3 separate regions of the Homo sapiens genome follow, and regions 2 and 3 are each linked to region 1. The links are chromatin contacts, found by Hi-C or POLR2A ChIA-PET in ENCODE. All regions are on one chromosome and are shown on one strand. The core of a region is the stretch at or near the end of the contact, and the rest is flanking DNA. Distances in the headings are between cores, read along the strand shown.

The links. A loop is a pair of places that touch in the nucleus more often than their neighbours do. ChIA-PET counts read pairs that join two places held with the same protein, here RNA polymerase II (POLR2A). Pooled maps may share reads with other maps.
Region 2: a loop to region 1 is called in a pooled map, with 2.5 times the contacts of the local background. The contact joins two enhancer-like sites. A Hi-C loop is called at or near these places in 1 of 168 maps with a recorded cell type or tissue (PC-9) and 2 of 50 pooled maps. POLR2A ChIA-PET finds 5 or more read pairs at or near these places in 1 of 52 experiments (activated T-cell).
Region 3: a map with no recorded cell type shows a loop between it and region 1 (8-fold over the local background). The contact joins the promoter of TNFRSF13B here to the enhancer-like site in region 1. A Hi-C loop is called at or near these places in 12 of 37 single-sample maps with no recorded cell type and 6 of 50 pooled maps.

Annotation. Positions count from the first base shown.
Region 1 is chr17:16,285,175-16,289,284 of GRCh38, forward strand. The region is part of intron 2 of PIGL (phosphatidylinositol glycan anchor biosynthesis class L); the gene reads left to right. Among named protein-coding and RNA genes, the nearest start is that of MIR1288, 5.2 kb to the left of the region's middle. RefSeq lists enhancers at 569-1,558, 723-772, 2,643-2,772, 3,033-3,082, 3,103-3,152 and 1 more. Within about 2 kb of position 2,642, at least 26 of the 41 ENCODE cell types and tissues checked have a DNase peak (open chromatin) inside an H3K27ac peak, as active enhancers do; they include PC-9, where a contact is called at or near this core.
Region 2 is chr17:15,648,940-15,653,048 of GRCh38, forward strand. It overlaps TRIM16 (tripartite motif containing 16), which reads right to left. Exons shown (of 12, transcript NM_001348119.1): 7 at 2,152-3,007. The coding sequence starts at 2,670. Among named protein-coding and RNA genes, the nearest start is that of FBXW10B, 31 kb to the left of the region's middle. RefSeq lists an enhancer at 1,970-2,919. Within about 2 kb of position 2,817, at least 31 of the 41 ENCODE cell types and tissues checked have a DNase peak (open chromatin) inside an H3K27ac peak, as active enhancers do; they include PC-9, where a contact is called at or near this core.
Region 3 is chr17:16,970,449-16,974,189 of GRCh38, forward strand. TNFRSF13B (TNF receptor superfamily member 13B) reads right to left here and starts at 1,670. Exons shown (of 5, transcript NM_012452.3): 1 at 1,567-1,670. The coding sequence starts at 1,627. RefSeq lists enhancers at 3,102-3,271, 3,342-3,391.

The DNA of each region.
Region 1 (4,110 bases), core at 1,392-3,891:
ACTTTATTTGTTGCAATAATATGAAATGCATCTTTCTGGGAAGGAGAACACAGGTAACTGATTTCAGTGTAATACCTAGCACTCATGCCTTGCTAATCCTTTTTATATCCTATGAGAAAGGAAAAATCCAGGCCGGGCGCGGTGGCTCAAGCCTGTAATCCCAGCACTTTGGGAGGCCAAGGCAGGTGGATCACGAGGTCAGGAGTTCAAGACCAGCCTGGCCAAGATGGTGAAACCCCATTTCTACTAAAACTACAAAAATTAGCCAGGCGCGGTGGCAGGTGCCTGTAATCCCAGCTACTGGGGATGCTGAAGCAGGAGAATCACCTGAACCCGGGCGGCAGAGGTTGCGCCACTGCTCTCCAGCCTGGGCGACAGAGTGAGGCTCTGTCTCCAAAAAAAAAAAAATCCATTTTATGGTTAGATTTGGGGGCTTCAAGCCGTATGTGGAAAAGGCTCTCTTAGGGCATTTGGTCTGTCTGGGCTCCTAAGCTGCTTAGAAATGAGGTCCTTATCACAGCAGATACTTAATAAAAGTGCACTGATCTTTATATACCTCTTTTTTCAGTCCTTTTTCTTTTTCTCAGATCGCCTTTTCCTTCTCTTACTTATCTTTTCCCCTATTTCTTTTCTCTGCGTATGGCTTAGGTTAGTCCTTGGCGGTGCAGAGACACCCCCCAGAAGTTGTTGGACCCTGCTGCAACCTCCCTGCAGCTTAGACTTCATTTCTTCACACTCCTGTATTTGGAGCAGCGACGCTAGTGCCAGGCCCTCAGACCAGGAGACAGTTGCTGCCTCCCACAGTGGCCCTTGGGGGGCGATATTGGCAGTCCCAGGTTAGGCTTCCACGTCCTTGGCTAGCCTTAAGGTTAGCTCTGAACTCTACTGACCTTTGCTCGCTTTGGATGACAAAGGAAATGATCGAGTTTAGAGATGGGCCAGAGGTGGGTGGAGGGGTGGCTGAACCTTCCGGCTTGCGCTGTACAAGCCACAAGACCAAATAAGGGCGTGTGAGCCGCCTCCGTCTGTATTAAAGTTCAGAGTGCAGTGTGCAAAAGTGGGACTCGGTTTTCAGAGATAAGCTGTTACCCAACCCTGCTTGAGTTCCAGCAGCGGAGGCTGCGAAGTCTCCTGCTCTGAGCAGGGCTGGGTCTGGGGGAGAAAGACCTGGGCCCCTGGGCTTGCTTAGCTGGGGAGAGGAAAGAAGGGGGGCTTCCCTCACCAGCACCTGGTGACTGAACGGACCCACAACCCCACAGATTTTCACAAAGGGTTTCCATGACTCTCCCGACTAAAATGTGCCGGCCAGTGTGACTCATTAGAATGTGTAGGAAAGGTCACTGTTTGAGGATATTCAGCCAGTGGGGGAAAAAACCACAACGTTATTTTAATGAACGCTTTTAGCCTGGCTTGTTTCCTGAACATTAAGGTCTAGGGCGGGACTTCGAGTTTGGGGCCTTTTCCAGAGGTATTAACACTGTGTTTGCTAAATACACCCCAGGGAAGGAGTCGTCGGGCTTCTACGAGTCACACTTAAAAGACTGGCAAGAGTTGGCTTCTTCTGTTGTGTTCTTAGCTTCCAAAATAGTAGTCTCTCCTCAGAGCCAGACGCGCAATGCCATCATGTTAATGAGGTGCCTCATGTGCTTCAATAGCCACTGACTGATGGTACCCCGAACCTGCCTGGATTCCTCACCTCTTCCCCTGCCCATCTCTCCTTCCCGCAGCAAACTGCTCATCCTGCAGCAGTCCGAACCTCTGCCTCATTGGCCCTAAGCTTCCTAAGGGAAGGGACCATGACTTGTATTCATGTTTATATCCCTAAAACTCAGCCCTCTGTTTGGCACATAGTGTGTGCTTAGTCCAGATCACTTAAATGTACAATGATTTCATTCTCTCGGAGCCCCGCTCTGGTGGTGTGGGTCCCTGGGGACCCCTCCAGATGCCTTTCTCCAGCCATGGCTGCGCAGGCACCGAGAAGCCGCAGGCTGGTTCCAGCTCACAGCCTCTCGCCTCAGGCCCACACTGCTCCTCCTGCTGTCTGCCCCAGGGCTTGCGATTGCCCGGGGGTCCCCAAGCGGGCTCAACTCTGAAAGATTAGAGAGCTAACAGCCTATGGAGATAAATACTTCCTTCTTTATCTTCCTGGGAAGATGGACAGTTGTAAGATGATTTTCTTACAACTTTCAGACAGTCCTGTGGGAACACACAGCCAGTGCCCATAAGTAGGGCCACATCAGTAGAGCATCCCTGCTTCCCTGCCTTCTCCATCTGTCAGTGGCTTCTGCTCCTGGGGTCACAGTCCCCAATAAAGTACACACTAAGCCTTCTTCCTAGGGGAGCTGAGACTCGAATACATTCAGAGCCCTTTAAGAAGTTCTCTCACAGACTTATTTTTGTTTTCAAAATTCAATTCCTCTAAATATATTTCTGTTCCTCTTTCGTCTAAGTCTCATTCTTTTTGACTGAGAAGTCAGAAGCAAAATTAAAGTTTAGTGACTAGGGTTTTTTTGTCCTGTTATACGTTGACATTCCTTACCGTGGGTGTATCTGTGCTTTCTTTGCTCTTACTCTGAACATGCCCAAAAAAACTCTTGTGTTATCTTTAGCATATTTCATAAGCCACAATTCAGGAAGTTAGAGAAATTGCTCCCTGGTGCAGAGCAACAGAACTGCCGACCTCTTTCCACTCCAATTGCGGTGAAAGTGATATCTCTCTGCCTGAGCTGACGTTGGCCTTTAGGCTTCTCTAATTATTTCCTTAGGTTAGATTTCTAGAAACACAGGGTCAAAGGGCACAGATATTCACATATAGGCAAGTTACCTTCTTCTTGAGATGTAGCAATTTAAACTCATAACAGCAGTACATAACAGTGCCCCTTTCTCTGTGTCTTTCTCCAACACAGACATCTTGCTTTAATTTTGCATTTATTTGATTCTTTCTGAGAAGCAGAAGGAATATATGTTGGCCGTTTGCATTTCTTCTTTTCTAAATTACCTGTTTTCTTTCCTTCCTTCCTTCCTTCCTTTCTTTCTCTTTCTTTCTTTCGAGACGAAGTCTCACTCTTGTTGCCCAGGTTGGAGTACAGTGGCTCAGTCTCGGCTCACTGCAGCCCCCACCTCCCAGGTTGAGGCTATTCTCCTGCCTCAGCCTCCCGAGTAGCTGGGATTACAGGTGCCTGCCACCACGCCCAGCTAATTTTTGTATTTTTAGTAGAGATGGGGTTTCTCCGTGTTGGCCAGACTGGTCTTGAACTCCTGACCTCGTGATCCACCCGCCTTGGCCTCCCAAAGTGCTGGGATTACAGGCGTGAGCCACTGCGTCCAGCCTATTACTATTATTCTTTTTTTCTTTTCTTTTTTTTCTTTTTCTTTTTTTTTGAAACCGGAGTTTCGCTCTTGTTGCCCAGGCTGGAGTGCAATGGCGCGATCTTGGCTCACCGCAACCTCTGCCTCCTAGGTTCAAGCAATCCTCCTGCCTCAGCCTCCTGAGTAGCTGGGATTACAGGCACGCACCACTGTGCCCGGCTAATTTTGTAGTTTTAGTAGACACAGGGTTTCTCCATGTTGGTCAGGCTGGCCTCAAACTCCTGACCTCAGGTGATCCGCCCACCTCAGCCTCCCAAAGTGCTGGGATTACAGGCGTGAGCCACCACACCTAGCTAAAAATTCTTTAATAGGTCTCTTTAATGTTTTAAGTAGTCCTAGATTTCCCCTGTGAACCATCTTGAAAGTTTTGCCTTTTATTCTCAGTTCTCTTTTGCTGGCTTCTTATCAGGAAACACCACCTGACTGATTTGAGATGTAAAGTGATGGAGTGCAAAGACCACAGGTCTCTGTATTCAAAGGTCTAGGTGCAAGGTACAACCTTACCGGATATTTCAGAGCTTGTCTTTTATAATTTTTGAGCTGAGAAGGTCAGGTGAGATAAACTGTATGGACTGGAATTCTGATTTGAGATGTAAAGTGATGGAGTGCAAAGACCACAGGTCTCTGTATTCGAAGGTTTAGGTGCAAGGTACAACCTTACCAGATATTTCACAGCTTGCCTTTTATCATTTCTGAGCTGAGAGGGCCAGGTGAGATAAACCCTATGGACTAGAATTCTGA
Region 2 (4,109 bases), core at 1,567-4,066, 640 kb before region 1:
AAAGCCATGTTGCTTTTCAGCCCCAAACTGCCCTCAAGCCCATTCCTCAGTTGTCCTCATTTTACCTTATACACTTCTCTCCTAGGATGTCTGAATTCAGAGTTCTGCGCGTGCTCTACACAACTCCTCCTGCTTGGAATTGCAATTACCCCACATCTCTCTAATACATTAGGTGCCCTGTTTTTAAAATTTATATTGTATCTCTGTTGGTACAGGCATAGAACATTTCTGCAAGGAAATAAGAAAGTGTAGACAGTATTAGCCTTCGAGGAGAAAACGGAGGTTTGGTGATCTGGGATGGACTGGAGACCCTCCTTTCCTAGTAAAATTGATTGCACTGTTTGATGGAGATTATTATTATTATTTGAGATGGAGTCTCGCTCTGTCACCAGGCTGGAGTGAAGTGGCACGATCTCGGCTCACTGCAACCTCCGCCTCCCAGGTTCAAGTGATTCTCCTACTGCAGCCTCCCTAGCAGCTGGGACTACAGTCGCCCGCCACCACACCCAGCTAATTTTTTGTATTTTTAGTAGAGACAGAGTTTCACCGTGTTAGCCAGGATGGTCTCGATCTCCTGCCCTCATGATCTGCCTGCCTCGGCCTCCCAAAGTGCTGGGATTACAGGTGTCAGTCACCGTGCCCGGCTGGTGGAGATTATTTTTTAACATCTTCATGCATCACTTTTCCAGTTAAAAATAATAAAATTCTTGTATATGTGTGGCAGGTTTTGGTGCAAAAAAAGAGGATAATATTGTGATTTTTGTGTCCTTTCTTCATGTCCCTCCAGTAGGATGGCTTTCCAGAGGCTTCCATTCCTCACTCCGTGACTTAATCGACTATGAGCTTGGACAAGTGTGGTGGAGATAATGAGGATATGAGATAACTTCATAGTTATTTGAAGATTGGGTGAGAAAATCCACAAAAAGCATTCAGCACATGGCAATACTCAGTGAAGGCTATTTTCCTCAACTACAGGAGCTTTTTCCTTTGATCTATTTCTTGATCTACCTGTCCTCCTGATGGGACACTCCCTACCCTGGGAACACTGGAAACAGTTTGGCAAGTGGCTTCCCGGGCCGGAAACAGTGACTCATTGGCATCTGGAATACAGAGGTTTCCAGAACAATCCCACTAGCACCAGCTAAAATCTATGTCTAGGGATTGGCAGAGAGGAGGGGCCCTGGCAAGTAGACCCCCTTTCCTAGAAACCTCTTTCCTTTGATGCCAGGGAACATTTGCCAAGAAATGGCCATAGGTCTGCCACCTGCACTCAGTGTCAACAGGGAACTTCCTTGATGATTAATGTAGGAAATGTGGGGCAAACGTCAACTACACTTCCCGACTGAAAACTAAAAGTGTTCGCTGAAAGTCAAAGTAGAAGGAAAAAAGCATATGAGGTGCCAAACCAATTTCCAGGAACTTCTCCAGGATCTAGCTTTAGGCAAAGAAAAACGACTTGTTCTAGAAACAGTTTCCTTATCCGATGGAAATAAAATGACAGGCTATGAGCATGATGTTTCTTAGTCTCTCCTGATACCTCCATCTGGTGAGGAACTTTTATTATCCCTAAGCCACCTGTGACATTATACCTGGACCTAAGTTTCAAATTCTCTGCTATCTTAGCACTTTTCAAGCTCTTAGATTTCCTGTTATCTCCAGAGGGGCCCATTCTACTGGTCTCTTGTTTGAGAAAAAGAGAAACTGGGAGAAAGAGTTGTTCTTTTCTCTTGAATTTCTGCCAAGGTTTTATTTCATTAATTGACAATGGATGTGCCATGCAGATCCAGCCACAGGGACATATCACCGCCCTAAGCCCCCACAACTTCTGCACCCTCCACCCAAACACACATCACCAAAAGCTGTATAAGGCACAGCAGGAAACTAGCAAGAAGGAGGAGAGACAGACACAGACAGAGATCGCACAGAGACAGTGGGACAGAGATGGGGACGGAGCAACCTACTCCACACAGTTTCCAAAACCAAGTGCAATGTATATTTACACTGACCCAGCAGGCAGACGCTGAAGCTAGTCTTTTTCAGGTATGCTCAGAGCATAGTAGTGGCGTCAGTGGACCTAGCAGCTGCAGCCAGCTGGGCACACCATCCCCCACCGCCCTCTCCCAAATGGATGAATGGTCCCCAAGCACTCACCTCCTTGTCCCTGCGGGCTGCATCCAGGGAGACTATGGTGTGGCCACTGTGCTCCTGGCAACAGTCCTGGCAGATGCACTGCTGATCAGGGCAGCAGAAGGCAGACAGTGGGCTGTGGTGGGCAGGGCAGTATCGCCAGTTGTGGTCCTTCACTGGCTCGGTCAGCAGGTGGCTTTGCAGTTTGATGTTCACCTGATGCGGCTGCAAGTGCTCTTCACAGTAATTCACCATGCAGGTTAGACAGGACTTCACTGCCTTCACTCTTCTGGTGTCATCAAGGCAGAAGTCACACAGGACCTCTTTCCCCTCACCAGCAGGATCCCCCTGCTCTGCAGAGTCGCTGTCCTGTTCCTCCGTCTCCCTGCCAAGCTTCTCCGAGGAGCCCACGTCCTCTTCTTCCACTGGGCTGGCTGACCCAGAATCTGGGCTGGGTGACCCAGAGTCTGGGCTGAGAGGGGCTGGGGGCTGAGCAGTGGCCCTGGGCAGTGGCCCTGGAGCCATTAGATCCAACTCAGCCATCTGGGAGGCTCTGCTCCTAGGCTGTCTTTCTTCTGTCCCTTGGCCCAGGATCTGTGCAGCCCAAGTCAGACAAGAGAACCACGCCTAGATGATTGCAGCTGCTGCAAGATTTTAACTGTTTCCTCCCTCCCAGAGGAAGCTCGGCCACTCATTACTGTGTGCTGGCGCTGGATGGCAGCCAGATGCGATGACGACAAGGCAGCTAGAGTACTCAGGCTCAGGACAGCCGGCTCAGGCTCAGGCTGCCTCCCCAGGTCCAGCCCTGAAACTTCTATTCTTATGTGAATCATCTGAACCCCATAGGCTCTGCTGAAGACCACGTGTCTCTGTGCCTGCTCTGGAAAGGACAGAAGATTCCTGAGCTCTGTTATAAGCCTGTGTGGCTTTGTGTGGTCTGACAAGCGACATTTTTTTTTGTTTTCATTTTTAAAGAGAAGTAAAATGTAAGGACTTCAACACCAGGACAGCCATTCATCTACTCCCATCTCATAGAACTGGACATGAGGCAGCTAGGAATAGGATGCATGTTTCTTTTCTTTTCTTTTTTTTTTTTTTTGAGACAGAGTCTCACTCTGTCACCCAGGCTGGAGTGCAGTGGTGTGATCTCGGCTCACTGCAACCTCCGCCCTCCGAGTTCAAGTGATTCTCCTGCCTCAGCCTCCCGAGTAGCTGGGATTACAGGCACCTGCCACCGTGCCCGGCTAATTTCTTTTTTTTTTTTTTGTATTTTTAGTAGAGACGGGGTTTCACCATCTTGGCCAGGCTGGTCTTGAACCCCTGATCTCGTGATCCACCCGCCTCGGCCTCCCAAAGTGCTAGGATTACAGGTGAGCCACGGTGCCCACCTTTTTTTTTTTTTTTTTTTTTTTTTTGAGACACAGTCTCACTCTGTCGCCCAGGCTGGAGTGCAGTGTGGGATCTTGGCTCACTGCAACCTCCGCCTCCTGGGTTTGTGATTCTTCTGCCTCAGCCTCCTGAGTAGCTGGGATTACAGGCACCCACCACCACGCCTGGCTCATTTTTGTATTATTAGTAGAGACAGTGTTTCACCATGTTGGCCAGGCTGGTCTCGAACCCTTGACCTCAGGTGATCTGCCTGCCTGGGCTTCCCAATGTGCTGGGATTACAGGCATGAGCCACTGTGCCCAGCCAGGATGCATACTTCTGATGCTGACTTTTCCATATCATCTTCCTGAACATTCCAGTAATGTCCGTCACACTCGTGGAGATGAACATCACGTGGGTACTCAGTGGAGATCAGGAGGGTCAGGGAAGACTTGTCTCCTTCCACAGAATGCTCCCTTCAGGTTAACAGCCCTTTTGCCCACTTAACGAAACATTCCTAGACATGGTGTTATAGTTGAGACACTTGTTCCCACAAACCTCATGCTGAGATTTGATCCCCAATACTGGAGGTGGGGCCTGGTGGGAGGTGTTTG
Region 3 (3,741 bases), core at 420-2,919, 680 kb after region 1:
GCTCTGTGGTCGGATTAGTTTGAAAAACACTGGGTTAAAGAAAGTCAAGGCAGTTTTTTAACCGCAGGGCTTCTCAGAGCCTTTCCTCATGACTCCCCAAGAGGGGGTCTGGTAGTTTCATCAAAGCACTTTTGTGTGTTTGAGGGATGTCTGGTAGGAAAGACAGTCTTCTTCATTTTACACTGAGGGGAAGCGGCTCAGCCAAGGTCCCAGAGTGGGCCAGTGGACAACCGGCCAGGGCTGATTCGGCAGCACCAGACAGCTTCTGCCACTGCCAGGTCACAGTTCTAGCTGGGTCCTGACTCGTGGCCCCAGAGCACTGGGCAATTTCATCCTGTGTTAAGGCAGCCTCTGGTCACTGCCTTGTCCAAGTCTCTCAGAAACTTTACATATTTGAGCCCCTGGCTGTGTAGATTCTGGGGACTTGGTGGCTGGACACAAAAAAGGACTGAAGAACAAATTTGCTCCCTGCCTGAGGTGTGGGACAGAGCAGCAGGCAGAGGCTGTGAATCTAGGCTGTGCCCCGGGTCCATCTGGCCATGGGTTCTGTCTGCACTAAAGGACCTGGGGCCCTTTCATAAAACCTTAGAAACCCACCCTGATGAAAATGCTATACGGGCCGGGTGCCGTGGCTCATGCCTGTAATCCCAATACTTTGGGAGGCTGAGGCAGGTGGATCACCTGAGGTCAGGAGTTTGAGATCAGCCTGGCCAACGTGGCGAAAGCCTATCTCTACTAAAAATACAAAAAATTAGCCGGGCGTGGTGGTGGGCACCTATAATCTCAGCCACTCGGGAGGCTGAGGCAGGAGAATGGCTTGAACCCGGGAGGCGGAGGTTGCAGAAAGCCGAGATCATGCCATTGCACTCCAACCTGGGTGACAGAGCAAGACTCTGTCTCAAAAAACAAAAACAAAAACAAAACAACAAAACAAAAAAAAAGAAAGCTATAGGATAAATATAAATATAAATATATAACAGAAAAAATGGGTGGAAACTGTTATAGATTAAAACATAGCCAAAAGTCTAATGTGGGACAGGCTGATTTGAACAAGTCAACTGAGAAAGACATTGGTGAGACAGTTGGTACAGTTTGAACCCTGGCGGGCTATGTGATGATGTTCAGGAATTGTTGTTTCAGCAGGGGTGAAGGTATGATGCTTAGTTTTTTGTTTTGTTTTTAGGGTTTGTGTTCTTAAGGAATAAATCCTGTGGTCTCCACAACTCAAACAATCTGGTATTTGAGATTAGCATTAAAATGGTCCAGCGGGCATGTAAGGGGGAAAATGGGGGCTGTGCAGGGGCCATGGTGACAAAGGGAATTCCTGCCGGTGTGGCCAACCCTGCAACCTCAGTGGCTTCTGTCACGGAAGGCAAGCCCCACATCCCAGAGGCATCCAGACTCGGGGCTCTCCATGTGCAGGAGCTTGGGGAGGCTGGGACTGCCCCAGTGTGTGGATCTGCTGTGGGCTTTGCACCTGCTGGACCTTGCAACCCCCACGGCACTCAGGCCCAACCCTCCTCACACCTCCCACCTGCCCTCCTGCCCTCCTGCCCGGCTACTCACAGCGCTCCTCCTGGTCCACACGGCTCCGGCCACCTCGCCTGCTCCGGCCCAGGCCACTCATTACTCAGGATGCTTATTACTAGTCTTAGATTTGATTAGTGCTTGGGCTGCACTTCCTGGGTTTTCCCCTCAACCTGTTGGATGTAAATCAGCCACACCCACTCCCGCCCCCATGCCTGTGCATTGGGTCTCAGGAGCCCAGGTGGGTGGCTGCGGCCCAGGCTCCTGGCGTCCCATGGGGTACACACAGAGCAGTGGAAGGCCTGCCGGGCCTTGCGATGAGGTATTGACTATGGGATGGCCCAGGCTCTTCTAGATCTGGCCTTGGCCATCCCTTGGTCCTCATCTCCTGCCCGCCGGCACACACCCCAAGCCAGGCCAGCTCTCCACCCTCCCAGCATCACTCAGGCCTTTCCCTCTTCCTGGGTATACTTATTCTATTCATTGCCTGGTCGGCTCCTCCTGCTCTTCCTTCAAGGCTCCATTGAGGTGTCACCTCCTCCAGGAAGCCATCCCTGACTGTCCCAGCCTGTCAGGTGGTACTCATTCTCTGTATCTCCTTGACCCTCTCCAACACCTAGCAGAGCACTGGAGAGGCTGAACCCCAGGACCGGACAGCCTGCGTTTGAATCTTGACTCTGCTGCATACTAGCAGAAGGCCTTGGTGGCAATTTATGGAACTCTTCTGTGCCTCCATGTTCTCTGTGTAAAACAAGGATGAGGTCGGGCATGGTGGCTCACGCCTGTAATCCTAGCACTTTGGGAGGCCGAGGCAGGTGGATTGTCTGAGCTCAGGAGTTCGAGACCATCCTGGGCAACACGGTGAAACCCCATCTCTACTAAAAAAAAATACAAAAAATTAGCCGGGTGTGGTGGCGCGTGCCTGTAGTCCCATCTATTTGGGAGGCTGTGGCAGGAGAATGAACCTGGGAGTCAGAGGTTGTAGTGAGCCGAGATCGTGCCATTGCACTCCAGCCTGGGCAACAGAGATGCCATCTCAAAAAAAAAAAAAAAAAAAAGGATGAGAACATTGCCCGCCTCACAGGCGGTTATGAGCATGAAATGAGGGAGGGAGCACAGTTACATTCTTAGAGCAGGTTCTTGGCACACAGTAAGTCCTCAATAAAGGCCGTGGAGGAGGAACATTACAGCCCGTATTGCACTGCATGGCGACTGCACTCCTGTGTCTTCCCCATCGTCTGAAACCTCCCAGGGGATGGGAGGCCCAGCAACAGCCAAAGGCGGAGTGAGAGGAACGTAAAAGCCAAAGAAAGCCCATGGGCCCTTAGGAAGAAACTGAAGGACGAGGAGGACATGGAGAGGTGGAGAGGAAGGAGGGAGGCTGCAGGAAGCAGCTGGAGCAGGGTGATGGTGCACAGAGCAGGAGAGGAGATGCAGACGGTCAGCAAACACAGGAAAATGTCCAGTCTCCCAAAAATCAGAAAAACAACTGAACAATGAAAAACTAACTTTCAGCCATCAGGTTGCAAAGTTTTAAAGTTGGTAACATCAAGGGCAGGGGGGTGATCTACAGAAGCATGAACTCAGGGCCCACTGGAGGGAGGGAGCTGGCAGCAGCGTTCTGGAGAGTAACCAGCCAGGGTCAGTTAAATGCACAACACACACCTAACCCACCCCCCAGAAATTCTCCTCCTCCGTGAGCCTCCTCATGACAGCGAGAAACGGGAAACAATGTAAATGTCCATGCAGCAGAGGATGCCTGAATAAGCAGGGTGCACAGGCCAGAGCCAGGAATCTATTGCACAGTTAAAAGAATGAGAAATCTCGAAGCTTTCAGGACAGACGCTGAGTAAATAAAAGTAGCTTATAGCATGAGCCTTACAGCATGATGCCTTTTAGTAAAACAAAACCAAAAGCAAACAACATGCACACACACACACACACAGTACAGCGCTGTGTTGTCTGTGATCACGCACACATGACTGTGAAGCATAAGAAGTCTGCAAAGACATGCATGACGAAACTGGCTCTCGCCGGGTGGGGCAAGAGGGAACCAGGACTGGGGGTGACCGTCAAAGGGGACTTTAGCCCTATTTGTAGGGCTAAACATTTTACATTTAGGGCTTTTACATTTGTAGGGGTTTTACATTTAATTACTTGTTTACATTTAATTACTTGTGTCAATGAACAGTGACAAAACCATAGCTGGGCTCT